2 separate regions of the Homo sapiens genome follow, and region 1 is linked to region 2. A link is an interaction called in ENCODE POLR2A ChIA-PET data of the cell type or tissue named here. Cell type or tissue: A673. All regions are shown on one strand. Each heading gives the region's core, and the rest is flanking DNA. Links, peaks and the distances in the headings are about the cores only.

What was found. Peaks named below come from ENCODE experiments on the same cell type or tissue, not always from the same donor. Only the 100,000 strongest peaks of a DNase experiment are listed, where the experiment ranks them.
Region 1: POLR2A ChIA-PET joins it to region 2 with 10 read pairs; 2 of 35 experiments call an interaction of 5 or more read pairs at or near these places.

The regions. Positions count from the first base shown.
Region 1 is chr1:185,280,115-185,296,502 of GRCh38, reverse strand. It overlaps SWT1 (SWT1 RNA endoribonuclease homolog), which reads right to left. Exons shown (of 19, transcript NM_017673.7): 19 at 4,722-5,829. The coding sequence ends at 5,700. LOC105371651 (a long non-coding RNA gene) reads left to right here and starts at 5,829. Exons shown (of 3, transcript XR_922360.3): 1 at 5,829-13,149. IVNS1ABP (influenza virus NS1A binding protein) reads left to right here. Exons shown (of 15, transcript NM_006469.5): 15 at 1-115. It also overlaps the pseudogene PSMD7P4. In A673, for the core only: no CTCF peak of the experiment used is centred there; no DNase peak of the experiment used is centred there; H3K27ac peaks cover 442 bases.
Region 2 is chr1:185,383,781-185,397,476 of GRCh38, reverse strand. No RefSeq gene overlaps it. Among named protein-coding and RNA genes, the nearest start is that of CBSLR, 73 kb to the right of the region's middle. In A673, for the core only: no CTCF peak of the experiment used is centred there; no DNase peak of the experiment used is centred there.

The sequences.
Region 1 (16,388 bases), core at 3,518-8,517, 100 kb after region 2:
AAACTACATTGACAGATTGAATTTGCCTAATATGATGACTGTTTTTAATATGGATCTGTATGTGTTCTATTCAGCACAAGGAAATAAAATTTTAGTTGAGGATTCAGCACTAAAATCCTTGAGATCACTTCTCATTTCATAAGTGACATGCTTAATGCAAATAATATATGGGAATACTTTGGGTCAAAGTTTTCCTGCATTACCTTGGATGCCAAAGAGGTAGTTTGGTGGCCAAAAAGTATCTTTTTTTAAGAAGCTGTTGTAGCTAGTCTGCATGAACATGAGAAGTTTCCATAAAGGAAAAAAAGCAGTGCTCAGTGGCCATTTGTTACTGTTAATCTGTATCTAAAAGGTACATACTTTCTTCAGAGAGGGAGAAAATGGCATAGCCTCAGCACAATTTAAAAAAAAAAAAAAGCTTTTTAACCAGTAGGAATTTTTGAATAGTTTCAAAATAATATTGATAATACCACACTTCTGGTCAACTTAATAAAACACTCTAAATTTCCTAAAAAGGTAGAAAAGCTATAAAATATCTAAACCAAATATTATTGGTTATACTCGGGTGGATCTTTTATTATGAACTTTAAATGTAGGGTTCTGATTTTTGGCTTCTAGTGTGTCATGTACTTTACCACTGCTCAACATGTTTTCAAATTCCCAATATAATAATCATATTTTAGGGAAAATCCAGGATTTGAGTATGTGATATATCATTAGAATCCTTGCTTAATTAACAAATTAGGTGTGTGCCCTATTACCTCTCCTGACCTCAGAATTCTTAAAATTGAAGTAGGCAAAGGAGGAGCCCCAGTAGGACATTTCTGTAACTGCATGCAGAGTTGCCTTCAGAAAAGTGAATATGATTCATGGAAAATTCAGTTGCTGTCGTAATTTACACGCAGCTGCTTTTTGTTCCAAAAAAAAAAGGTCTGAAGAGTCAGCAAGTGAGACATAAGATACAAGGTTAATTAACTAGGTGTAAAGGAGAAAGAAAAACACTCATATATGAATCCTTAAATCCTTGGTAAGACTGAGCTACAAGTTTCATCCTATAAACAGGTTTTATTAAGTTAAATCAGTGTCTCTAGGTTAAAAAGGAGTAATTGCTATGAATTGCAGATATCCTTCATAATAAAACTGCCAGTTTCTCAAGAATATTAATGACACTTTGAACAAGTAGAGTTTATAAACAGGAACATACAAACTCATGTGAATGTCATGGGTTCTTCAACCTATGAGCATCAATAATCTTGGCCAATAAAATAATGAACTTTATTAACAGCTCCACACCTTACTGGGTGGAGAGAACAAAGGTGAGAAGCAAAACTCAATCATTATGCTGGATCTGTGTGGAATGCCTTTAACAGAGGCATATATCTGAATAGAGGCCACACACTTGCTCAGGATGACCAAAGGAAGTAACATAATTTTAGCCAGAAAAAAAAGGCACACAGAAAGACCTAACTTGGAGTAATGAAACTACTGAGATGAAATGTCCAGCAAGGTAATAAGATGAGATCTGTTAAAACGATTTTTAAATGGGTAAAATATTTGAAGACACTTTGCAAAAGAAGTTGATGCCATAAGAACACAGGAAAATACTATCATAAATCATTAAGAAAATGTAAATTAAAACCAAAATGGCATACACCTATTGAAACTGAATATACCAAATTCTGCTTACGATGCAGAGCAACTTGAACTCTCATACATTGCTGGAGGAACTGCAAAGGTGCACAGGCAGTTTAAAAAACAATCCATCCATTTTCTAATAATCTGTGACAAAGCAATCCCATTCGTAGGTATTTACCCAAGTGAAGGAACATATTCACACAAACCTGTATGTGAATATAGCAACTTTATTCATAATCACCAAAAACTGAATTCAGTGAAGTAGCCTTCCACCTGGTGAATGAATAAATTTGTACATCCATGGCAATGCAATACTTCTTGGGAATAAAATAATGAACTACTGATAATATGGATAAGTCTCAAGCATCATGCTAAATAAAAAGCCAGACTCAAAAGCCTCCATTAGCTGGGCATAGTGGCATGCACTTGTAGTCCCAGCTACTCAGGAGGCTGAGGTGAGAGGATTGCCTGAGCCCAGGAGTTCAAGGCTGTAGTATGCTATAATGTCTGAACAGCCACTGCACTTGGGCAACATAGCAAGACCCTGTCTCTTAAAAAAACAGTCTCCATTTATATAGCATTCAGGAATAGGAAAAACTACAGGGAAGGCAAACACATCAATGGCCTCCTGAGCTGGGAATGGGAGTTAATTACAAAGGGACATGAGGGAATTTTTAGGGGTGGTGTGACTTCAATATCTTGACTGCTGATGATTGATTGATTACATGTTTGACAGAACTCACAGAACTCTACACTTACGAAGGAAAAAAAGTTTTGTTTTTCTAGCTTAACCAAAGTGGTACCAAACCTTTAAAATATCAAGCTTAGAAGAAGGGCTAGAACATGTCCATATTTTACCTCATTAGAAATAAAGAATAGGATGTTGAAAATGGTTTGTGCTTTAAGAAGACTGAACCAAGCTAGTAGCTCGGATTTGGGTGTCCACCACCTCACCTTCCAGGCTTATAACTGGTAATTCTGCTCAAGAATCTGTCCTCAGTGTTTTCAACATCGAGAATTAATTTGAGACAAACTACATCTAGTTCATAAACAAAGCTAGAATTAAAAAGGATTCCTGTCACAGGCCAAAACTAGTCTACAAACCCTCAGGGTGGCCAATTCTTGCTTTTAACAACAGCCAAAGATATTAAAGAATTCCATGAATACAGAGATGGATTTTTAAAAATACAAGTATATATAATACTAAAACCCTCAGGAAAGCCAACATCTTGAGGTACTCTGGCTCCAGAAGAATCCATTTCTGTGGGCCATATTCCAAGATCTAAGAGGTGTATCTGTTTGACTTTACTGAGTGGCTTTTCACCTGACAGACCAGACAAACTTAAAAGCTTTCAAGTCAAACTTTGGTAGGCAAAGGTAAAGTATGTCTTTTGTTTTAGAGTAGGTGAGCCTGCAGGTCAATTTGTCAAAAATATTAACTAACCACAACTATGAGACACTACACACAGTGTAGTTCCTGCCTTCATGGGGCTCAGTTCTGTTCACTGGAGTGGGTTTTATATATACCCAATAAATAGAAGTGTGACTGGCCTGTCCAATCTCGAAGTCAGAAAAGGGCCATGGGTAGCATCACATCCTTAGAGACTGGATGCAGTCACCAGACTTTGAGGAAAGAGGGAAATTCATCCCAACCTGTCATGCTAGCTAAGAGAGCAAAAAGTCAAGAATATGAACAATGTGACCTAGGCTCTGAAAGCTGACCAAGACACCATCTAAATAAACCTGGACTGACAATGAAAGGACTTTCGTTCTCCCTTAAAATAATGTTCAAAATAGCAAGGAAATAGAGCTTCAGATGTGTCTTGTGTCACCTGGTCTTTCATGTGACAGTCAAAGATCCACAATGTGAAAGTGGGATTAACCCATCTGTGAAGTTCTAGTCTGTGCAGTCACAATTGACCACTGCAGGTTTTAACAAGAGGACCCTGTGGGGACACAACAGACTTCAATTCTTTAGCCAGCTTTTCCTTGGCTCAGAATATGGAGAGAGCTGGAGGCCCTCCAAACCAGAGGATGTTCGCTGGTCTTCCCAGGAGAGAAATGAACTATCTTTTGTAAAAGTAAGTTTCAAAGGCCAAGTGTAGTGGCTCATGCCTGTAATCCCAGCACTTTGGGAGGCCAAGGCAGGTGGATAACTTGAGGTCAGGAGTTCAAAACCAGCTTGGCAAACATGGTGAGATCCTGTGTCTACTAAAAATACAAAAAAAAAATTAGCCAGGCATACTGGTACATGCCTGTAATCCCAGCTACTTGGGAAGCTGAGGTATGAGAACTGCTTGAATCCAAGAGGCGGAGGTTGCAGTGAGCCGAGATCGAGCCACTACGCTCCAGCCTGGGTGACAGAGTGAGACTCTGCCTCAAAAAAAAAAAAAAAAAAAGGAAGTTGCAAAACAGTAAAGGAACTCTCAACCCCTGCATTACATGATTAGGACAACAAATAGAAAAGTAATAAAGTTTACGATCATAAAAAAAAAAAAAAAGCAACAAAGAAGGGAGAGGGAAAAACAAACAAAAAAAAGCAAGACCTGACATTTCAAATGATTTCAAATGGAAGAAATAAAAGCTAAAACAAAAATTTTAAAACAATGTTTTTGAATAAAAAAGACTAGAAAGTTAAAAAAGGACATCTTCACATCTCAATAATATTGAAAAAGTTTTTTATATAAGACTGAAGTAGGCATAAGGGTAAATATGTGATAAGACTGAAAAGAAATTTTAAGGAAAGGATTAACCTATATTAAAGCGATAAAAAAAAAAAAAAGAGGAGTTACCAGAACAAGGAAAAACAAAAACCCAACAATAACAACTAGAAGTTGAAGGATAAGGGTCTGAAAAAACTTCTTTTCATGGGGGTCAGCAGGCAACAGATGAATGTATATTTATTTGGCTTCTCAGGAAAGAAAAGGAAAGAGGCAGAGAGCAGAGATGCCCTCTTAAAGCTTCCCCATTTGCCCAGAAGCTCATAATCTCTGACAGCACTTTGAGCCCCATCTGTGCGGCTGGTGGTGTGGTTCCCTAATCTGGCAAACCCAAAGCTTAACAGGTTCTACACCAACTAGTGAATATCCTGAACAAGTTCTCTTTTATTGCAGACAGTCACTTTTATAATCATACCTTATGTACATATCAGAAACAATTTGGAAGTAAAAAGCCAAATCTTACCAAAAATAAGTTATTTATTGCTTTAAAAAATAAACATTTATAATAGAATACCAAATTCTATTTAATCTAATGTGTTAACAAAAGCATAATATATTCCAGTAAACAAGGACTTCCAACTTATCCTATAACTAAAAAGTCAACTAAACAGTTGGTTTTAGCTAGAGACAAACATCAGTCACTGCCACCAAATTCCATTATATAAATTTATTTTGCTTCACATTTAAGGAGAAACCCAGCAGAGGGGTCGCCCTGCTCTTCCCCACTAGAAATGTACTGAAAAGTGACAAGCCCACAGAAGGAAAGGCTGTATAAGGAAGTAGGAGCTTCAGTCAAATTTCTACTTTCATTACCCTGAGGGAGGTGAAGGAGGGTGTTATTTTCATCAGGTCAACATGGATGACAGTTTGATCATAAAAAACAGCCCACATTAAGATTTCATTTGTGAAATATGGTGAGCATGATCATGCCCTAATGATTTCTTAGGGTTTGGCAGTGTCTCTGGTCACATGCCCATACTTAGGGTTGAAAGAAATGCTAATACTGTACCCTGGGTCTTCCTCAGATGCCACAGTGGCTCCTGCCCTAGGATGACTAAAAATACGGCTCTCCTTTCCTTAGAGATACTGGCTCACTATCAAGAATAGAGGTAGGGAGGCATTGTGAACTCCAGAAGAGTTGAGTCTATGGAGTTTATTCCACAGTGGATACATTAGGCTTTTTAGAGCTACAATGAGACTGTCAGTAATAGGCGATCACCTTTTTATACCTATGAAACATTTCTTAAAATTCTCTTGGGTTTGGCCCAAAAGAGTGACCAGATTGAAAACTACTCTGTTATTCTTAAGGACAAATGCAATTCCTTTAAAGTTACAAATCAGTACTTATATCCTATAGTTGAGCATGTCTTCACACCATCCCCTGTTTTTGGCCTCCATATAAACAGATGCATTGCACTGCTGCATGGTATATTCCATCTCAACCAGCTGGCGGCATCCAATGGTTAACTTTTCCCTAGGAGAAAAAGAAATATTAAATCATTGCAAGACAGCTAGTCAGAGAAATAAAAATTCTTTTTCATTTTATTTTACATTTTAATTGACAAATAAAAAATATATATATATTATGTATAACATGATATTCTGAACTAGGTATATATTGTAGAATGGCTCAATCAAGCTAAATAACATATGCATTATTCCACACACTTATTTTTGTGGCGAGGACATGTAAAATCTACATTTTTAAAATTACTATTTAAAAAAAAACTTTTTTTAGAGATAGAGTCTCAGCATCTTGCCCAGGCTGGCCTCGAACTCTTGGGCTCAAGTGATCCTCCTACCATGGCCTCCCAAAGTGCTAGGATTACATGCATGAGCCACCACGCCCAGCCTTAGTTATTATTTTTAAAAGACAGGGTCTCACTCCTGTTGTCCAGGCTGGAGTACAGTGGTGCAATCACAGCTCACCATAGCCTCAACCTCCTGGGCTCAAGTGATCCTCTAACCTTAGCCTCCCAAGTAGCTGGGATCACTGGTACACACCACCACATCTAATTTTGTTTTGTTTTGTTTTGCTTTTTTTTTTGGTAGAGACAGGGTCTCACTATGTTGCCCTGTCTGGTCTCATTCCTGGGCTCAAGCAATTCTCCCATGTTAGCCTCCAAAAGTGTTGGGATTGCAGGCATGAGCCAGTGCATCTAGCCAAACTCTACTTTCTTAGTGATTTTCAAAATACAATACATTGTCATTAACTAAAGTCACCATGTTGTACAATAGATCTCTGAACTTATTTCTCCTATCTGAAATTTTGTGTCCTTTCACCACCATCTCCTCAAAGCCCCCCATCCTCCTAGCCCCTGGTAACCACCATTTTATTTTCTACTCATACTTTTTTAGATTCCACATATCAGTGAGAACATGTGGGTATCTGTCTTTCTGTGCCTGGTTTATTAATGTCTTTTAGGTTCATCCATGTTGTTCCAGATGACAGGATTTTCTTCTTTTTTTAAGAGTGAATAGTATTCCACTGTGTATATATCCCACATTCTCTTTATCCATTCGTTCACTGATAGACATTTAGGTTGATTCTGTATCTTGGCTATTGTAAATGGTGCTGCAATGAACATTGGAGTGCAGATATCTTTTTGACATACTGATTTCATTTCCTTTGGATATATTAAAAATTCTATTCCAACTGTGTGGCTTACCCCTTGGATTAAAACATCTTAACATAAGCCCATTTCCTACTAAGAGAGGTCCTTCAGAGAGTAAGGTAGAACTAGATTGTTCAACCAAGCCCATTATATAAAAGGCTATGTTAGGCATCCAGCTTTGCCTGTTGGTGGCAGGTCCACCACGGAAGAAGCCCTAATTCCAGAATTCTAGGAATCACACCAAGGTTGTCTTCATGTTGGCTATGTAAGAATTTGTGCAACTAAGTGCTTTTATCTTCCTATGTTATTTGTTTGTGCTAATCATAATTGATGGTATTTTACCTCAAATATCAAAGAATGTATTTCAAATCCCAGTATTAGTCCATTATATTTTTATTTTTCTCTTATTTGGCTTGAGAGTAAAGAAGAGGCAGACTGGAGGATATTAAGAGGATGTACCTCCTGAAAGGAACAGATACTTGAGAGGGGTAAGGAAGTTGACAGAGTTTCAATTCTTAGAAATATTGCTGAGACAAGTTACCTAGCAGTTACCAAAGGAATGTTAGTAACCTTAAACCAAGGGTGGGGAAGCAGGGAGTGCTTAATATGTGCCATATCTACTTCACAATTTTACTTCAGGCAAAGCCAGCCAGGCTCTCAAAAGCTAACATGAGACTACAAATTGTGGAATCCCAAATTGTAGGACACCAATCCATTATATCTAGCATCTAGAATTCAAAGTGTCAAAGAATTCAATCCCGTAAATAACTCTTTTAATCTACTGGGAGATGGTCTATGTAAGTTCACAAAGAGCACCCAACATCTAGTATAGCATCTGGCATGTTAAGTATTCAAAACTGGCAGTCATTTTTATTTTAACAGTTACACTGTCATTACTTCCTTGGCTTCTGAGATAGCTCTGCCATATTCATGGTGTTGGAGAGAACCACTAGCTACCTCTCCCACTGCCCCTCCCACATGACAGATCTCTTGATGGAGAGTACAAAGGAAGAAGAACTGAGGGGACAATCAGAACTCGGGACAGGACAAGGAGTAGTGACAACACCGAAGTAAATAATAATAAAGTAAATGTACCATATTTGGAATAATGTCACTTCTTGACAATGTGTGGTTTCTCTGAGACTGATTAAAGCCTGACTTTTGGGTGGCTCACATCTGTAATCCTAGCAACTCAGAAGGCTGAGGCAGCAGGATCATGAAGGCCAGGAGTTTGAGAGCAGCCTAAGCAATACAGTGTGACCTGCTCCCTAAAAATAATAATAAAAAAAATTTAAATCTGACTTTTGGCTTTGTGTAACCCTAATCTCATTTTCTACATTTAAAGTTTAAAAATAGGGCTATGGTGCTGCCAATTCTTCACAACTACTCAAAAAAATGATTTTGAAACACTCTTAAGGGATTCAAAATAGCAGAGATATAAATGTTTTCTTACAAACTTAAAAACGAAACAAACTAAAAGGGTAGGCCCCTATTCCTGTCCTTATTTATTCCACATGTGAAAAAAATATCCTTCAGTAACTAGACTTTTGAATCTATTTCTGTGTCTTATGTTTTTCTTCCTCTCACCCCTTGTAATTAAGAAATGAGCTCTATCTTCTCTTTTCCTCCTAGTGGCATTTGTTTCTTAATTCACGTGAGTTAGTATTCTGGACAATGGATTATCACCTACAGATTTTGCTTCCTGTAGCAAGTTCCGTCATCACTGGCTGAGAAAAGTATTGGCTGTTTTTCATAGTGTCTGCTTGGCCTATACTTTTTATTAGATCATGGTGATAGGCATTCTTAAGTTCCTTTACCTGGTGGTTAATCTGTAGAATGACAGAATATTGGCTGCAGGGGCACCTTAACACCTCTGCTTGTCTTCTGCAGCATCTCCAGTGAGTCATCTGACCTCAGCTTTTCCCTCCTGGTGATGGGACACTCACTATTGTAAGACGCAGTTCACTGCTAGATAGTTCTTCCTTTATATTGGGCCTATAAAAACCATCTATCTGACCTGAGTCTGCCTAAAATAAAACAAAAACTCTCTTTCCCTTCTTCCTCTGATAGTACAAATATTTTATGTCCCTATTTCTTTTTTTCCAAGAGGAATTATTCCAATTCCTGATCCTTTCGAGAACAGAGCTCAAAACTGGAGGTTGCTTCTGGTTCTGCGATTCATGAGATTCTGCAAAATAACAGCCACTATTTCTCTAGATTTTCCTATTAATGGTATCAAATTTGCTTTGACCAAATCTCGGGTCAAAATAACTAGAAATTTTATCATACAATTTAAAAATAATTCCACACAGTTTTGTGATTCCTTTCGCATAACCAATTTGGTCAAAGTGGCATGGTACTAGTGAATTTACATGATCTAATTCCAGTGCTGGATGCAATTTTTCCAAAATCCAAGAATGAGGTCTATAATGGATATGTGTTTTACAACCCTCTGAATTTTTCTATTTTTCTGAATTTTCTATTGCAAATTTCTACATTTGCAATGTGTACGTCAAATAAAAGAAAAATGAAATACAATGTAATATATAAAATACAAATATAAAAGCAGTATATAATAGCTAACATCAACGGTAAAAGAATGAATGCTTTCCTCCTCAGATCAAGAACACGATAAGGAAGGCTTCTTTCACTATTCAACTTTGTACCATTTTGTACAACTTTGTACAACTTTGTACTATTCAACATTGTACTAGAAGTTCTAGCCAGAGCAATTAGGCATGAATAAGAAATAAAAGAGATCCAAACTGGAAACAAAGAAACAGAATAATTTCTATTTGTAGATCCTAAAGAAGTCACAAAATAACTGCTAGATCTAATAAACTAATTCAGCAAAGTTGCAATGTAAAAGATCAACACACAAAATCAATTGTATTTCTATACATTAGCAATGAACAAGCAGAAAAGGAAATAATTCCACTTATGATAGCATCAAAAATAATAAAATACTCGGGAATCAATTTAATCAAAGAGGTATAAGACCTGTACACTGCCCATATGCGGTGGCTCATGCCTGTAATCCCAGCACTTTGGGAGGCTGAGGCGGGCAGATCACAAGGTCAGGAGTTCGAGACCAGCCTGGCCAACATGGTGAAACCCCGTCTCTACTAAAAACATACAAAAATTAGCCGGGCCTGGTGGCGTGCACCTGTAATCCCAGCTACTCAGGAGGCTAAGGCAGGAAAATTGCTTGAACCCAAGAGGCAGAGGTTGCAGTGAGCCGAGATCGCGCCACTGCAATCCAGTCTGGGCGACAGAGTGAGACTCTGTCTCAAAAACAAAAACAAAAACCACTGCTGAAGGAAATTAAAGAATATCTAAATAAGAGAAAAAGCATCCTATGTTAATGGACTGTAATATTTAGTAAGATGGTAATACTCCCCAAACTGATCTACATTGTCAATGCAATTTCTATCAAAATCCCAACAACCTTTTTTGTAGAAACAGAAAAGCTGATCCTAAAATTCAGATAGAATTGCAAGGCATCCCAAATAACAAAACCTTGAAAAAGGAAAATGTTAGAGGACTTACACTTGTCAATTTCAAAACTCACTACAAAGCAACTATTACCAAAATAGTTTGGTATGAGCAGACAGACAGACATCCAATGAATCAGAACTAAAAGTTCTGAAGTAAACCCTCACATATATGGTCAACTGATTTTCATCAAGGATGCTAAGACCATTCAATGGAGAAAGAATGGTCTCTTCAACAATAATACTATTAGGAAAACCTGATATCCACATACATGTATATGGATGGATGAATGCATGAATGAAGCTGGACCCCTTACCTTACATCATATACAAAAATTAACTCAAAATGGATCAATGGCCTAACTGTAAGAGCTAAAACTATAAAAATGTTAGAAGAAAACACTGGGATAAATCTTCATAACCTTAGGTTTGGCAATGGATTCTTAGGTAGTCTTAAAAGCATGGGCAATGCAAGAAAAAAATACATAAATAATCAAAATTAAAAACTTTTGTGCACCAAAGGATACTACCAAAAAGTGAAGACAACTTACAGAGTGGGAGAAAATATGTGCAAATTATGTATCTGATAAGGGTCTAATATCCAGAATATATAACATGTTGAACCGCCAGGTGTTGATGTGGTTAATAAGGACAAGGCAAATTAAAAGTAACCATCAAGTTTTTATTCACTTCTTGCCACAGTATAAGCAAGGGGCAAAATGAGAGGTGCTAGTTCTCCAGTGTTTCATTACTTCCCTAGGAAAGGGTGAGATAAATATGCACTGCTGGGTTGTCGGGGTGGGGCACACTGTCTCACTGCTGAGAAGCCCTGAAGAAGGCTGCTGCCTCTCTGCATCTTCATGAACCCAGGGGCCCACGGGGAGGAAGAGGAGGAAGGGCTAGAAGCAGAAAAGTACTGAGTCAGATAAGACAGAAATACCTTAGTCAAAGCCTCCAAAAGGAAGCCTCAGTGGAGGTACCTGGGAAGTGCCTCAGCCAACTCCCCCATCTCCTCATAAGAAGGCCTCCAAACAGAGTCACCTGAGCTAGGAATACAGCTGTGTGTGAGTGTGGCTGCAGGGAGTCTCAGTCACTGCCAGTAAGTACCTCCAGAAAACAGCATACACTGGCATGGAAAAAAAAAAAAAAGACACTTATCTGAGGAATGCAAGCCTGTTTAAATTATCAGGTCCAGAGAGGCACTGGAATGAAACAGCAGTCACATCACTCCCCCTTGAGCTAAATAATTATCTCTTGAAGACACTTGCTATGTGGGCTCTAGGCTAACTGACAAGAAGAAGCCACAACTGCCATATGCTGGACACCCTAACTCATACCCTCTAATTCAAAAATGTATAGCCAATCACTGAACAATGATATATCTGTCAACTATTGAGAATTCCTGTCAAATAACTTTGTATTAGCCCACTCCTTGTTCTCTCTCCCTTTAAAAATTTGCTTGTAACAAGGGCTGAGGGTACACTCCCCAAGGCAACTTTAACACACACCAGGGGCAGCTGTCTTCACTCTGGCTCAAGTAAACTCTTTAAATTATATTTTGTGCCTCAACTCTTCCTTTTAGGTCAACATTTCCTTAGGTATGGGGAAAGCAGCTTCCGCCATTGAGTTTGTCAGATAAAGCCTTGTAATTGTCTATAGTGGGCTCAAACATCACGTAAGATTTTGGCCTGAGGCCAAATTCCTCATAAAGAATTCTAATAACAGAAAGAAAGCCAACCCACTAAAAATGAGCAAAGGGCTTGAATAGACATTTCTCCAGAAGATATACAAATGGCCAAATAGCACATGAAAAGAAGTTCAACCTCTTCCCTAATTAATATTAGAGAAATACAAATTGAAATCACAATGAGATACAATTTCATACTCATCAGGATGGCAATAACTAACCAAAACCAAAAAAGGGAAAATAACAAGTGTTGTCCAAGATGAAGAGAAGTTGGAACTGTTGTATATTGTTAGTGGAAATGTAAAATAGTGTAGCTTCTGAGAATTAGAATCTCACCCAGGAATTCTACTCCTAGGTATATGACCCCCAAAATGGAAAATAATTATAAGAATTCAAATATTTATACACAAAGAGCAATACTACTTATAACAGTCAAAAAGTGGAAAGAACCCAAATGTCCATCAAGAGATGAATGAATAAACAAAATGTGGTGTGTATATATGTGTGTGTGTGATGGAATCTTATTCAGCCACGAAAAGGAATGAAGTATTGATATATGCTAAAATGTGGATAAACCTCAAAAACATTATGCTAAGTGAAAAAAGAGAGATACAAAGGTCACATGTATACATCGGAGATGGGGTGCATCTGATTGCCTGGTGTCAGAAGTGTGTTGTGATGAGTTTCAGAGCAAGAAAAACAGTTTGGTTTGGTATCCGTCTCATACAGTCAGGTACTTTGAGGCTGATGTCACAAACTAGTTTATTATCTCATAAAGGAACAAACAAACAAACAAACAAAAACCTTACATACTTGCCTAACAAACATGTCAAAACACTTTATCAAGAACTTACAAGACAGAAAAAAAAGTGAATTAAATGCTGTACCTAATTTCTCATAAAGATAGAAGATACTGCACAAGATATTTGTTTGGTAATGTTTGATAATCTCCTTAATTTACCATCCTGGATTTGGAGCAAACTCCTCATCTGCTCAGGGTAAGCAGTGCTCAGACACTCTACTGGCAAGAGCAAAAGCTACTTCAAAGAGTCTAAAAACTGGAGAAGAGAAAACACCAGCTGAATTGCAGATATAAGCACCAAGGTTCTTCTGTGTCTTATGGAATTCACTTTTCATCAAAGCTACTTTAATCTAAAATCTTAATTCCTTGCTTTATTAGAACCCATCAGTTTTATGTTCTTGAGCTACTTAATTGTATCCATATGCCAGGAGGGTGGCATACCCAACTCCATGGGGACAGAGGCTCCTGTTTGGGACTTTCCTGAACCTCACTCTATGTATCTCCTCTTCATCTACCTGTTCATTTGTATCCTTTAATTTATCCTTCATAATAAATGGGTAAATATAAGTAAAATGTTTCCCTGAGTACTATGAGCCACTCTAGCAAATTAATTGAACCTGAAGAGGGAGTCATGGGAACCCCCAATTTATAGGTAGTTGGTCGACCTGGAGGTTGTGGGGTTTCCTACTATACTCTCATATACTCCACTCAACAATTCTGACCCCAGATGTGTGTGGGGTTTTCTCCACACAGCACGCAATTCTCCAGTGAACACCGACTCGGTGTACTATAATTCAATTCAATTCTGACACTATCTGGAGTCAGAGTCAACTCCCACAGGTTGCGGGCTCATCAAACAAGACTGCCCCCCACTTCAGACAACAACTACAAGTAACAGTTTGTCACCTCTACTTCTGACCAACTGGCTTATAAATCAGGAGGGTTCCCACAACAACTCCCTCCTCAGGTGTAGTCTGCTAGGACAGCTCACAGAACTCAGGGAAATATTTATGTTTTACTCATTTTTTATAAAATACTTGATATTACCAAGCATATGTTGGAAGGGGCTGGAGCTTCCATGCCTTCTCTGTGTGTGCCGCCCCCCAAGAAGCTACATGGGTCCAGCAACCTGGAAGCTCTCTGAACCTGGTAGTTCAGGGATTTTTTTTTTTTAACCAAACCATTTAATTGTGTCTTCGAAGGTAAACAAAATATAAAGCTGGATCCCAAGCCCTAAGAATGCCAGAACTACACGTAGATCCAAAATGTGGTGTGGTTTTTCTCAACAGAGTTCAAAAGGGTCAGAACTCAAAAGTGTTAAAAGGCAGAGAATGGGTGGAATTCATGCACTCTGTTCAGCAATTTTGTAAATTACCAGAAATAGACCCCAAGAGTCTTTTACGGTGGGGAAAAACTCAACTCCTGGTTTTACAGGTAAAGAATGAGTACCAAAAATGTTATGTTGACTTCTCTTAATTTTTCTCACACAATCTGAAGCCAGAGCTGACTATTACATCCTCAACTCACAGCAATTGAAACTGCAGTATTAGGTACAAGATCAGTCCCTCTATCCATTTGCTTCCATGTAATGCCACAGCAAGGGTGGCCAGAAGCAGAGGGTTGTCAATAGAACAGCTTTTCAAAAAGCACTAAAAGCAAGCAAGAACCTTCTAGCAGCACACTGATTTAGTTTATTAGGTTAATTTACAAATTTTAAAAGCTACATGTTTTACTTTTTCTCCTTTTTCTCTTCTTTCATCACTGTTTATGTTTTCTTTGTCTTTCTCTCTGTCTCCTTTTCTATCCTTTTTGTTCTCTTCTTTTCCTGTCCGTCTTTCTTCTCTGCACCCTGGTTAGCAATCTTGTTGTTGATGAGGCTGTGCAGGGCAACCAAAAACAGATCAGCAAGGCCAAGTATATCACCTCCATTTGGTGGTCGGTCTTCAGGTGAAAGGCCTTGACAAACTCATCAGGGCTGACATCTGGCAGCAGGTTGAAGACATCCTACAGCAGGCAGATGATCTGATGGTTTATGGGTAGCTTGCCTGTCGCTACTTTTACCCTTCAAGCCATGCATAGACCTGGTTAATAATCTGCTAGGAAAGAGTACCCACGGTAGTGTCTTTGATGTCTCATAACAAGTGTTTGACTCTGACTTCCTCAGCTTCCTCTGCTCCAGTTTCACAGTCACATGCTCAAATGTTTTTGTGGTTGTAGTTCTATCAACATGAACTTCTTCCACTGTATATGTTTCTGTAACTTCTTCCACAATATATGCTTCTGTGGGCAGGCTCAGGTCCTTGGGTTTCACATCAATAATGACCAAAACAAGAGTTAGGGCAGCATCATTTCATTACTTCATTGATGGCAATGGCATTCTTGTAAAGTTTATGGCCTGTGTGGTGCCACCCAAATATTCTTTCTCTGGCATTTATTTACCTTCTTAAACAATCCATAAATGTTTTCCAAATAATCTTGGTCTAAAAATCAGATCATCTTTGTCATCTTCATAAAAAAGGACTTAGTCATCATCATAAAAAGGGACTGAAAACTCTTGGACATATCAAGTATTTTCTTTTGCCATGACCCCAATAGCACACCAACATGCTTCTGGTTTCCAACCTCACCAAATTAGCTGAAGTGATCCACCACACTGAGAAGCAACAGGGGGTAGACCACCACCTTCTGCACCGCCAGCTCTGGCATCACAACACACCCCAACCCTCAAGTCCTGGCTCCCTGCCACTCGCCAACACCAACAGTGGCAAGAACTCTCTCAGCTCCTCCAGGCCCAGCTTCTCCTATTCCAGTTTGGCAGCTACTGCCAGTTCAGGGATTTTTATGGAGGAGGCTTCATCCTGTAGGCATGATGGATTATTAACTCAACCTGGAGCCCCTCTCCCCTTCTGAGAGGATAGGGGGTAGAGCTGAATGTGTTAAGCTTCTAATCATGGCTGGGTCCTTCTGGTGACCAGCCCCCATCCAGGAGCCCACCAAGAGTTGCCTCATTAGAGCAAACGATGCTCCTATCACCTAGGAAATTCCAAGAGATTTAGGAGCTCTGTGTCAGGAAACCAGGTTAAAGACCAAAGATTAGAACAAAAGATTATCCCAGAAGTCCTATCTAGGGTTTTAGGAGCTCTGTCTCAGGAACCAGAGTCAGCGACTGTCATTAGTCCGTTTTCATACTGCTATAAAGAACTGCCCAAAACTGGGTAATTTATAAAGGAAAGAGGTTTAGCTGACTCACAGTTAAGCATGGCTGGGGAGGCCTCAGGAAACTTACAATCATGGAGGAAGGGGAAGCAAGGCACCTTCTTTGCAAGGCAGCAGGAATGAGAAGTGCTGAGTGAAGTGGGAAGAGCATCTTATAAAACCATCAGATTTCAATGAGAACTCTCTACCATGAGAACAGCATGGGGGAAACTGCTCTCA
Region 2 (13,696 bases), core at 1,909-6,908:
GAGTTACGAAAACTAATTGAGCACCAAAACTACACCACTGGAGTCGGGATCTGAAAACTATGGCCCCTGAGACAAATCCAGGCTACTGCTTATTTTTATAAATAAAGTTTTATTGGAACACAGCCACATCCATTTATTTATGTATTGTCTATGGCTGCTTTTGCACTACAACAGCAGAGCTGAGTAGTTGCAATGGAAACTTGATAGTCCACAAAACCCAAAATATTTACCAAGTAATCTTTTACAGAAAAAATTTGCCTGGCTGGGCGCTGTGGCTCATGACTAAATCCCAGCACTTTGGGAAGCTAAGGTGGGAGGATCACTTGAGGACAGGTTCAAGACCAGCCTGGGAAACATAGCTAGACCCCATTTCTACCAAAAAAAAAAAGTTTGCCTAAAGTATTAATACATTATAAATGACCTGGGCCTTCCTGTCCTTGGCTCTTCTACCCCATTTCTGTGCTGCTATTAATACTTTCTTGTTACACTCTGGAATTGAATGCTCACTAGTTTTAAATGCAGTATGAGTTGGTTGGTCACACTTTGGACCTCTGGAACTTCAAACCAGGCCCTTGGGAACTACCACATTATTAGATGCCTTGAAATACATAGACTTCTCACCCTCAGCTTAAGCCAAGTATCTTTGATAACATATAATTATCATAGGTAGCATTTATTTTATTATTTTGGGGGGAAATAAGAGCCAACAAACATTTATTTGGTGCTATATGCTGGGTAATATTGTGCATTTTTAAGAATATAGGAAAAAATGGTAAAGGTGCTATATAAATAAAGTTTAGGCAATATTACCAAAGTGGAAAATACTTTCCTATTGCATAATAACCTAAAAAATGAGACAATAAAGGATAAAAACCAGGCTCAAATTTTGTAACACTTTATTCTATGTATATAAACATGTTTTACTGGAAGTATCATTGTAGTAAACATTTTAGAGACTTATTTACTTTATTAATTTTCAGAGAAAAGTAATAGGCTGTAACTTCAATTATGAAAGATTTATAATTCTTTCAAAAGTTTACAAAGTACAGTGCAAATTATATGTTACTACTTTAACCTTGGCTAGGAATAAACAGCACATTTTATTTTCACTGGTCATTGGATTGGAATTTACTACTTTGAGGCAAAATAACCCATTGGACTAGTCTGATACCAAGTCCTCAAATCCCTAATCCAAGCTCCACAGCTCCCTTGGATGTTTCTTATTATTGAACAGAACATAAGTTTATTTATTCGACAATAATTTTGAAGTATTGTCAAGAAAGCAATTTTTGTTCAGAAACAACATTTTTCAAAATGTACATAACTGATCGTAACATCACTGTTTTCTATATTCTCTGTGAACATTATGTTACAATTTTTATTGCACTCAGTTTTTAAGGTATGACAAAATATACTTAGATATTGTTAGCTAATCTAACATTTTAGCTTTCATTCTGCAAATATTTATCCAATGCAAACCATGTTCTCTAGGCCCTATGAGAGGAGTTGGATACACTAATAAATAAGCCGTAGGCTTTTTGGAATTTAAAGTCAAGAGTACAGATGAGATCTTCCAAGATAGTTATGTAAAACAGGAGTAGAGAAAATGTTTCTTTTGATGTGCAAACTCTGATCATTTGATGGCTGCCTGAAGCATGTTTTAGAATTCTAGGATAGAATCAGGATTGAGAGAAAATTGTCAAAATCAATTAACAACGTCTGCTGTGGGCATGTGTGATTTGATGCATATTGTATGTTCATAACTTCTGGTAGCATTAATAGAAAAAAGGACCAAGTATGGAATATTGGATATCAATAATTAATTATGGTATGGGTGAAGGAAGAATAAGAATAGCAGAAAACTATTCAGTGGCAACACCATGGACGCTAGAGATTATAAAGTACAGTACAAATTATATGAATTTATAAGAAGTGAATTTTCAGGAGGAAGTACTCAATGTCAAATTTTTTCCTTGCAGAAGAAAGTTTGGCAAATTGTAATTCATTGGTGACCTCTCTGAAAGCAGTTTCAGTTGATTGGTAGTTGAAACAAGTATAGTGACTAAGGAAGTAAGAAAGTAGGTACAAACTACATAGTTCTAGAAATCAAAGATTCTTCACACTTCCTACTGCTTAATAATATATAATAATGCACTGGGTCTGGACTTATTTCTGTGTTTTTTGTTTTTGTTTTTGTTTTTTTGAGACAGAGTCTCGCTTTGTTGCCCAGTTTGGAGTGCAATGGCATGATCTCGGCTCACTGCAACCTCCGCCTCCCGGGTTCAAGCGATTCTCCTGCCTCAGCCTCCCAAGTAGCTGGGATTACAGGCGCCCACCACTACACACGGCTAATTGTTTTTTTGTTTTTTTTGTTTTTTTTGCATTTTTAGTGGAGACGGGGTTCCGCCATACTAATCAGGCTGGTCTCAAACTCCTGAACTCAGGTGATCCGCCCGCCTCGACCTCCCAAAGTGCTGGGATTACAGGCGTGAGCCCCCGCACCCAGCCTGGGCTTATTTCTTTGTTCACAATTATGTACCCTGAAATTGGAACATCTAGGCTGCATTCTTCTGGTACATCCATATCCCCATTATACAATTTTTCTCTGTAAACACAGATAGTTCTGGGAATCCATTTTACATTATTCTGATGCTACACTCATACATCTACTTTGCCTTTTATTTGCTAAATTATTGACTTTTATTTTTGCTAAATAGTGTCGTCTGTTTAATAATATGAAATATGCTATTACTATACAATATTTACAACTCCCAGGATATCAGATTAGCATTTCTAAAGGCCTTCCTCAATTAAAGTTCAATAATGAGTTCTGAGTCTCAGAATCTAATTTATTAATCAAGATCTTAGACTTTCAAAAATCCTTTTACAATATAAAAAAATCCTCAATTTGGTTAGGGTTCTCTAGTGTAATTAATTCAGTAAGAAACATTTAATCTAAATCATACTGTGGAAAAAAGGAGAAATAGTATGTGCCTTAAATATGATTTCTAGGCCAGGTGTGGTGGCTCACGCCTGTAATCCCAGCACTTTGGGAGGCCGAGGCAGGTGGATCATGAGGTCAAGAGATCAAGACCATCCTGGCCAACATGATGAAACCCTGTCTCTACTAAAAATAAAAAATTAGCCATGTGTGGTGGCACGCCCCTGTAGTCCCAGCTACTCGGAAGGCTGAGGCAGAAGAATCATTTGAACCCGGGAGGCGGAGGTTGCAGTGAGCCGAGATCGTGCCACTGCACTCCAGCCTGGGCAACAAGAGCTAAACTCCATCTAAATACAAAAAAAAAGATTTCTGAATGTGAATATTCACTAAAATTGTAGACAATTTTATACTCAATTTTGAAGAGTCATAATACTAAAAATATACAACCATGGGATGAATATAACCAGTTCCAATAGCAGATCATGGCACAATTTGCCACACCTCATTGATGAGAACTGGAAATACCAGTTTCCACTCACGTATCAAGTCTTGTTCTAGGGAAAGAACTGCACACAGTGTTTCAGGTTAATCTGATTTTACCACACTTTTATACATCTGAACAAAAAAAATTAAATCGGGAGTCAGAGAAATTGAACAAATACTATTTGCTGGGAGAAATAAACCATAAGCAGAGCTGCAAATCATGACCTTGAGTGTATTCTCCCCTCCGAGGTTGATGAAAATGATCAACTAACATGCCTGGGTCATAGAGGTGAATTAGATCTCTAAGTTTCTTTCCCGTTCTAATGCTGTATGCCACTATGAGTCTACAATGCTAGGAAAGCACAACAAGATACAAAGAGAAATTAGAACAAAGATTAGCTTCAAACTCAGGCAACAGAAGAGAGCCCTTGTTTTAAAGATTAGGTTTGTACTTAGGATATTTAAGGAAAATGGCATGCAAATTCACTCCGAAACAAATACTGGTCAGCCTTTTGGTCTTTTTTTTTTTTTTTTTTTTTTTTAGCTGTGGACCTATTATGAAGGTAAGTTATGATCAGCTAAAATGTGCCTATATAATCAAATCCTCCTTGTAAAATTCAGGATGAAGGAAATGCCAGTTTATTACATCACGCATCACTAAGTGAGTAATTTAAGCTACGTCAATAGCTTGTGTAACAAGAATAAATCCATTGTTATTAAATATTAGGGTAAGATTCGTGTTATATAATTTAAAAGTCAGGATCAAAGCTTTGTTGTGGCACATATAAACTACCAACTCATGGCTTCATTATCACATTTTATTACATTAGCAAGATCTTTTCCATTTATTCTTATGTCTAGTAAATATTTAGTCTTAATTTGGGGGGCAGTTCTTAAATATAGACCAATCTCAAACACAGCCAAAAACTTCATTCTGCCAAGCAAGTCATTATTAATTCCCTAACTAAATTTTTTTAAGAAAATCTATCTTTGAACTTTATTCTTAATGACCAATATAAGAAAGTTAGTCAGATAAAAGATAAAAGGTCTCACGCCTGTATTCTCATTACTTTGGAAGGCCAAGGTGGGTGGATTGCTTGAGCCTAGGAGTTCGAGACCAGCCTGGGTAACATGGCAAAACCCTGTCTCTACAAAAAATACAAAAAAGTAGCCAGGTGTGGTGGCACGCCCCTGTAATCCCAGGGACTCAGGAGGCTGAGGCAGGAGAATCACCTGAGCCTGGGAGATCAATGCTGCAGTGAGGCACGTTCACACCACTGTACTCCAGCCTGGGCAACAGAGCAAGACCCTGTCTCAAAAAAATTTAAAAAAGAATAGATATAAGGTCAAATCACTTGGTTCTTTAGAATCCCCAAGTGAAATCTAGGTCTAAACAGATGTATCAGGTTTCAGTTCGCATTTGCCAAAATGTTGAAAAAGAACCTCACCATATTTTCCATTTAAGTAATAATATATTCAATTTTTACTATGTTTCAATTGTACCAAGCATTTTACATGATTTATCTCATTTAATTCTCACTAATTTCAGGGGTAAATATCATTATCCTCTTTTTACAGATAAGGTAACAAAGGCTTAAGGAAATTAAATGACAAAATGGCAAAGCCAGGCTTTGAAGTCACATCCCTTAACCTTTGTGGCAGTGGAGAGGTGACAGATGGAAGGTGAGCAGTTGATTTCAGGATAATAAGAACTTGATTTCTAGCAAAATCAGGAAAAGTGGAATTGTACTTACCTGATGATGCTTTGGAACATCCATCAGGCGTTCAATAAATCCATAGTGATTGACAGCTGATTGATTAAACCTGGAATTCAATGCTATCATTATCAAAGATGAGGAGAGTTTGACTATGATAGCAAAAAGATGTTTGCTATTATAATCAAACTCATTGATTGATTAAACCTGGAATTCAATGTGATTATCAAAGATGAGGAGAGTTTGATTATGATAGCAAAAAGATGTTATCATTCTTGTTCTACAAAACAGCAAACAGACACTCAATGAGGGTAAGCAATTTACAGAAGTTCACAGAGTAAGAAATGAAGCCAGACCCACATGCAGATCCTCCAAGACCAAGTCCAGCATTCTTTCCACAGGGCCACATAACCTTCCCAAAGATGGTGCTCTGGGCTGTTCAGTGAGGGCCACTTATCTATTGTAACCTCATTGTGTAGGTCCTTAGTGACATACCAAGACTGTCTTGGACTTTCCCCCCAACCCAAATATTCTGTTAAGTTATAGTTTGACCTTGAATATAGCCTTGAACTAGATGCAGCACTGCTCCTACTGCCTGGAGGAGGCAACCTGAACCTTCCTACCAACAGAACTTAGCAAGAACAAAGGGTTTACACCTGATGATGTGATGATGCTATCAGCACTTCAGCATGATGGAAGGAGATGATCACCACAGTGAGGCCTTGGAGCCTAGGACAAGCCCAGCATTTGGAAGGAATTCTATAATGTTTGCTTAATAAGTGATTGAATGAACACAACCATAGTGCCCACTTCTGATTAAGACCAGTGGTCTCTGGTGTAGGGAGTACAAATTCCAAGGGATATATCATACGATCCACTGGAACGTGGAAAGAAAATATTAAAATTTCTACATTGAATTTTTATCTCATCTTTTTAAAATTTCTATTTTGTTTTATAATGTATATATTAGCATAGTGGTACTTGTATGTAATTTTAAAATAAATGTATAAGGAAATATATAAACATTAGGATTACATTACACAAAATATTTTATTGATGGGGATGCATAAGTTTTTAAAATATAGAAACTTCTGGTTAAGATCAATTTATCTAGCTTGTCCTCTGTGAGCCTCATAAGGGCTCCAAAACACCTTATGTAGAGGTTTTCAAACTTTAGTGGGCATAAGAATCATTTGGATAGTTTGTTAAAAATATAGATTCAGACTTCGATTTTTTATACACTCAGTTGATCTGTGGCAGGATCTAAGACTTTGCATTTTTAACCAATAACTAGGTAATTCTGCTCCAGGTGGTCTCAGGAGAAACACTACCTCACAAGGCTACAGTGACCTGGAGAATCTCCTACTCCTGCTACCAACACAGATCAGATACCCCAATGTAATTTTGAGAACTAAAGGGATAAATGTTCTCTTAGGTAGGAATAACCACATATTGCTTATGAGCCTAAAGCCTTGAATAAAAAATATAATTGTAATAGTAATAATAAAATCAGCCACCATTTATTGGACACCTACATAGGATAGCTTATTTCTGATTATCAGAATTCAATAAGGTTTCCATCATCAGCCTGATTTTACAGAAAAAGAAATGGGTCTTAGCAAGGTTAAGCAAGTTACCCAATATTTTCAATTACAGGTTGAGCATCCTAAATCTGAAAATCCAAAATCTGAAATGCTCCAAAATCCAAAACTTATTGAGTGCCAACATAATGCTCAAAGGAAATGCTCCTTGGAGCCTTGGAGCATTTCAGATTCCAGATTTTCAGATTTTGGATGTTCAATTGGTATAATGCAAATATCCTAAAATCTGAAAAAAATCAGGAATTCAAAACACTTCTGGTCTCAAGCATTTAGAATAAGGAGTACTCAACCTGCATTGTTTCTAAAAGCTTTGAGGCCTAGAAGAAGAAACTTTCTTTACAACTTTCCAACTACTTATTATCCCAGTAATGTGTGGGAGACTTAGTGTTATGATCTTGATTCTTTTTCTGCATTCAGATTCACATGACTCAAAGGTGGCTGAGAATCAGATATACAGTTTCTTCATGGCCAGCCACTATCTTGTCTTTGTTCATAATGACCTTGGAAAGTCCAGAGATTGCTTATCTATACTGTGCTATAACAACCTACCTACAAAGAGACGTTAATTAAAGAGGATGACTCTTTTAAATACAAATACTCCAAGGTATTTATGTAGAATTTCATCTCTCATGTCTTCAACTGGTATCTGTAAAATGGGAGGTTTGGACTAAATATTTGGTCAAATCCTTCTCTTCCAGAAGTTAGACAATTATAACTTTATTAGGCAATGAATGACGGTCATTTATTTAGGAGGCTTCTCCTAGTTGCGGTGCCCACATCATCACCCACCTCTCACATCTTCCAATGCAGACTCATTTGCTTCCTTTGAAAGCAAGTGAGTAACCCTTGGAAAGTCCATATCACCCCCAATACTATATTGGCTGCCAGGGGCATGAAGCCATGAAGCAACTTAGTGATACCAAGATGCTGTAAATCTCAAAAATGCAATTTAAAAAGCCATGTTAATTGCAGTCCTCCCTTCTCTCTTAGGTTGTTCACTTTGAGGGAAGCTAGTTGCCTTGCCATGAAGACACTCAAGCAACCACACAGATAGGTTGATGGCAAGATGGAAGAAGCTGAGGCCTCCAGCCAATAGCCATATGAATGAGCCAGCTTGAGCCAAAGATGCACTGTCTTAGAGCGGACCCTAGAGCCCCTGTCAAGCTTTCAGACAATGAAGCACCGACTGACACTTTGACTGCAACCTCATGAAAGACCCTGGGCCAAAACCACCCAGCTAAGCTGCCCCCAGATTCCTGACCCTCAGAACTTATGAGATCATAAATGTTTGGAGCTTTAACTTTAAACACACATATTCACATACACAATAACAAAATTCCTAAGACTAATTTCTGAGATAAAGGGCCCAAAACAGCCCCTCAGAGATTTGTCCTAGCAGGGAGTCTAGTCTGAACACCAAAACAATGTTTTATAATCATGTTTTGTTGGCTCATTTTCCAGTGTCAGCAACCCCCAAAATGGGTTCAAGAATTAACACACCCTTAGAGCTAGGTTCACTGGTATGCACCCTGCAGTCCCAGCTACTCAGGAGGCTGAGGCAGAAGGACTGCTTGAGCCTAAGAGTTCTGGGCTGTAGTGTGCAATGATCATGCCTGTGAATAGCCACTGCACTCCAGCCTGGGCAACATAGTGAGATCATGTCTCAAAAAAAGAATTAACACATCCCTCCCTTCCTGCAGCCTTCCTGGATCTAATCAGAAGGGGAATGGCAAGTGCTGGGGCAGTGTGGGTGTGCTTTTTTAACCATAAACTCATTGTTAGGTGCTGGCACCTCATATCAGATCATTCTGATCCTGAGCTATTCACCAAGCTTGTATTTAAGTGCCTTACACCTACATGCTTTCTACCCATAATAAAGACAGCTTCCATTGATCTCCAGTCTCTAGGAGCCTCTCAGAGTTTGCAAGGAACCTGGGTTGGCCTCTGTGGTTTGTGAGTATGACATTCATGCTATTTACACTATTGGGCCATTGCCTCTATCCTACTCTGTTGAGATTCCTAGGAATTTACACAAACAGGTGTCAAAGATGAACCATGTTTGGCCCCAAAGAAAGCAAGGTAAATGAAAGAAGATTCTCATTATTCAGACAAGAAACTGGTGAGTCTTTGGACCTTAATAATACCTCTTTGTGACTGTTAATATGACCAGTAAGTTCTCTGGCTGGTGCAGCATGCTGGTGTAATAAGATAAGAGTCAGCCTTGCATTTACTTGCTCCTTATGTGCCTGGAGCATAGCCTCACTACAGAGTTTATTCTCTAACTTCAAGGAGAATTCTGTTATGAAAAAGAGATGCTGTTGAAAATGAAGAATAAAGCCAAGTATGTGTCAATGGATAACTATGGTTGGAAAGGTTGTTTTTAACATTTTGGCTATGTTTTGCAAGTAATAGGTATTTTTTAAATGTGCATCGACCAAATGAAATGGCTCAGATACTATCTAGTAGCCTTTTTGATAATGAATTTTCCTTTTTCAATTCCACTGTCCTTCAGTGAAAGGACATAATTTGCATCGAGTTTCAGCAATGTGAGCATTCAGTAGTTTATTATCATTTGATTTCATAAACAAAAAGCAGAGTATGAAATAACTTCTGTTGGATTTAGATTTTAGTGATCATTTTTCTTTGTCCCATGAAACATTTTTTTGCTGGAAATGCATCTTAAAGATGCTGTCACCTTCCCTTATCACTCTATTGGTGCCCTCCTACACAATTCTGAACAGGCCAGTTTGAACTCTTCTGCCACAGTGATTAAGGTCCCTTCTCATAGTAATATTCTATGGACACAAAATCTGGGTTTTGTTTTTTGTGTTTTTAAAGCAAAGCTGGTGAAAAATTAACCCTTAACCTCAGCTACAAAACTTAAGTACATTAAAAAATTCTGGTTCAAGACAATTCCATATAACTTTCCAACATTTCCTTAGATTGTGTGCAACCTTTAAGAGCACTCGGCCTGTTCTTTTTAGCCTCTGCTTCTGTTTACCTCCCACTCTTCAAAGAAAGGCTCTCTCCCCTGTGTGTTCCTTGGTCGAAGTTCAGCTGAAAAAAAAAAAAAAAGCCAACCTTATAGCATTGTTACCAGTTCATTCCAATTGTTTGTAATCTAGCTGTGGCTATCAGATATGGACTATGGGGACAGTGGAAGTGAGTACATTGGTAGTGCTTTTGTCCATGTATATGTAGTCTCTCATAATCAAATATTTTTCCATTCCTTTGAAAATATGTCTATGTGGGAGCAAGACTCCATCTCAAAAAAAAAAAAAAAAAAGAAAGAAAGTATGTCGGTGTGGCCAGGCACGGTGGCTCACACCTGTAATCCCAACACTTTGGGAGGCCGAGGCAGATGGATCACCTGAGGTCAGGAGTTCGAGACCAGCCTGGCCAACATGGTGAAACCCTATCTCTACTAAAAATACAAAAATTAGCCAGGTGTGGTGGCACACCCTTGTAATCCCAGCTACTTGGGAGGCTGAGACAGGAGAATCACTTGAACCCGGGAGGAGGAGGTTACAGTGAGCCGAGATTGCACCATTGCACTCCAGCCTGAGCGACAAGAGTGAAACTCCAACTGAAAAAAAATAAAATGAAATAAAGAAAAGAAAATATGTCTATGTCAATCCTATTCTGGTTTGCTGTCCTATTCCTCAGAGGTCACAGGCTGACCACCTGCAGACTTTATTTGGCCCATATAGATGTTTTGTTTGTCCTCCACATTCTAGGAGGACCAACCATTCCAGTTTGGCCTGGACTCTCCTTGTTTTAGCACTGAAAGACCCATGTCCCAGGTAACCCCTCAGTCCCAGGAAAACCTGAATGGTTGGTCACCTATTTAAAAGGTTGGCCCAAGACTTTTGTTGTTGTTTTAATTTTAAATTGGTTGCCAATATGTAAATATCTGAGGATTTTACAGAAACATCCAGATTTCTGGCTTCTCTTTAAAAATAGAAATATCTGACACAACTGGACCCTCTTGCATGGCAACTATAAGCGGGAACTGAGTCGCAGCTGCCCCATTAGGTAAGTCATGTTATTTCCAGGGTCCCACAGGCCCTGCCACTTTATACTGCCCCCCTAGACTGAGGTGGAACATCGGCCATTCATTATTGCTCTCTGGCTATTGTTTTTCTTATGGTAAAGGTGAAAGTGAAGTTCCCTATATCTACGTTTCTATTGCAAGGGGGAAAATGAAAGATCTAACAATAGGAGAAAATACACTGTGTGTATGTAGCAATGAAGACTATTCTTACCTGTTAATAGTCCTGGCCCTCTGTAACTGGGTATGCAGCCTACTGGTCCCTCTGGGCACTGAAGTCCTGACATACATCATGGGTTCTGTCATTTGTAGTTGATAGCTTGTGAGGTTGGTACCTTTACTCAGGAATCTGGCAGTGTTGCCCAGAGCGTACAGGCTGCTAGCACTCCAGAAATATCATTAAGCAAGGTCTTAAATGCTTGGTCCTTCCTAACAGGAACTCAATTTCTATCATTTGCTTCAACTCCATGTAAAAATCCGATCAGCTATATCTTCCCCACCAGGGATTTCATGAGTTTCAGCCACTAATTAATTTCTGTGCTTCATTCATCTTGAAGTCATTAAGGAATCTAGTCAAACACATAACCTATGCCTAGTAATCAATTTTAATGTTCTTTCACATGGAAATATTCATAAAATGTTCATCTCCTATATTAAAAACATTTTTTTCCCTCACTCTACATTCTTATCTGTGTTTGCAGGGAGCTAATCCTCATCTGTAAATACTGAAAAAGCAACTAACCTGGAGGGAACAAGGTTCTCAACTTTGTGGAAGCTGAGATGATGCCCTTTTCATGGCTCATCATTTTAATATTGGCACATGCCTGGCCCATAATAAGCATTCAAGTAGCACTGACTGACTAACTGAATGAATGAATAAATGAATTAATGCTCAAATGAATAAATAAATGGTGCAAAAGGTGGTGGCCTTTTTTTTTTCATTAGGGCTATGATGGCTGCTGAAGAAGGTGTAGGCTTTGAGGTTGGGAAGATATGAGTTCAAACCCTAGTTTTTAATCCCAGCTCTGCCTTCCCTTGCCAGATGTCTTTGAACAAGCAGTTCCTCTGAGCTTTGGTATCCATGTTGGCCTAACAGAAATAATACTATCTATGCCTCATAGGGAAGCTGTGAAGATTATATGAGAAAATGTTCAAGGCCTCATACAAAGGAGGTACCCAATAAAGAGTAGCTAATTAAAAAGTCGTTCACAAGGGAAGTCGGACACAGTGGTCATGCCTGTAATCTCAGCACTCTGTGAGACCAAGGTGAGCAGATTGCTTCAGCTCAGGAGTTCGAGACCAAGCTGGGCAACATGGCAAAACCCCGTCTCTACTAAAAACACACGAAAAAATAGCCGGGTGTGTTGGCATGCACCTGTTTCTCCCAGCTACTGGGGAGGCTGAGGTTGGAGGATCACTTGAGCACAGGGGACAGAGGTTGCAGTGAGCTGAGACTGTACAGTGCAGTGAGAGCCACTGCACTCCAGCCTGAGTGACAGAGTGAGACCCTGTAACAAAAAAAAAAAAAAAAAATGAAAGAAAGAAGTCCTTAAGCTACCTCTAAGTGTGAACTGCTTAAAATGGAGAATGCAAAAGTTTTAGAGTTTTAAGTTTCCTAACTTTGATAAAATCACATTCTTAAAAAGCACATTCCAAAATTTTGTTTAGGTTCTTCTATATTGCTATACTTTTTGATAAGCTGGAGCTCCCCAATTATTATTTCATATTGATTCTATTTAAAGTTAGGTTTTAAATATGTAAAACAGATAAACCAACAATATCTATAATTGCAATGGGCTTTTTAAATAAAAAGCCCACAGATGCAAGGTTAAGAATAAAACGAATTTTACTTGGGAGGCTGAGGAGCAGGGATTGTTTGAGCTCAGGAGGTCAAGACCAGCCTGGGCAAAAACAAGACCCCATCTCTTAAAAAATGAAAAAGAATGGGAGGTGGAGCCAAGATGGCTGAATAGGAACAGCTCCGGTCTACAGCTCCCAGTGTGAGCGACGCAGAAGATGGGTGATTTCTGCATTTCCATCTGAGGTACCAGGTTCATCTCACTAGGGAGTGCCAGAAAGTGGGTGCAGGACAGTGGGTGCAGCACACCGTGCGCGAGCTGAAGCACGGCGAGGCATTGCCTCACTCGGGAAGTGCAAGGGGTCAGGGAGTTCCCTTTCCTAGTCAAAGAAAGGGGTGACAGACGGCACCTGGAAAATCGGGTCACTCCCACCCTAATACTGTGCTTTTCCAAAGGGCTTAAAAAAACGGCACAGCAGGAGATTATATCCCGCACCTGGCTCAGAGGGTCCTACGCCCACAGAGTCTCACTGATTGCTAGCACAGCAGTCTGAGATCAAACTGCAAGGCAGCAGCAAGGCTGGGGGAGGGGCACCTGCCATTGCCCAGGCTTGATTAGGTAAACAAAGCAGCCAGGAAGCTCGAACTGGGTGGAGCCCACCACAGCTCAAGGAGGCCTGCCTGCCTCTGTAGGCTCCACCTCTGGGGGCAGGGCACAGACAAACAAAAAGACAGCAGTAACCTCTGCAGACTTAAATGTCCCTGTCTGACAGCTTTGAAGAGAGCAGTGGTTCTCCCAGCACACAGCTGGAGATCTGAGAACAGGCAGACTGCCTCCTCAACAGGCAGTCTGCACCCCCAGTAGGGGCAGACTGACACCTCACACGGCCGGGTACTCCTCTGAGACAAAACCTCCAGAGGAATGATCAGGCGGCAGCATTTGCGGTTCACCAAGATCCGCTGTCCTACAGCCACCACTGTTCTGCAGCCACCGCTGTTGATACCCAGGCAAACAGGGTCTGGAGTGGACCTCTAGCAAACTCCAACAGACCTGCAGCTGAGGGTCCTGTCTGTTAGAAGGAAAACTAACAAACAGAAAGGACATCC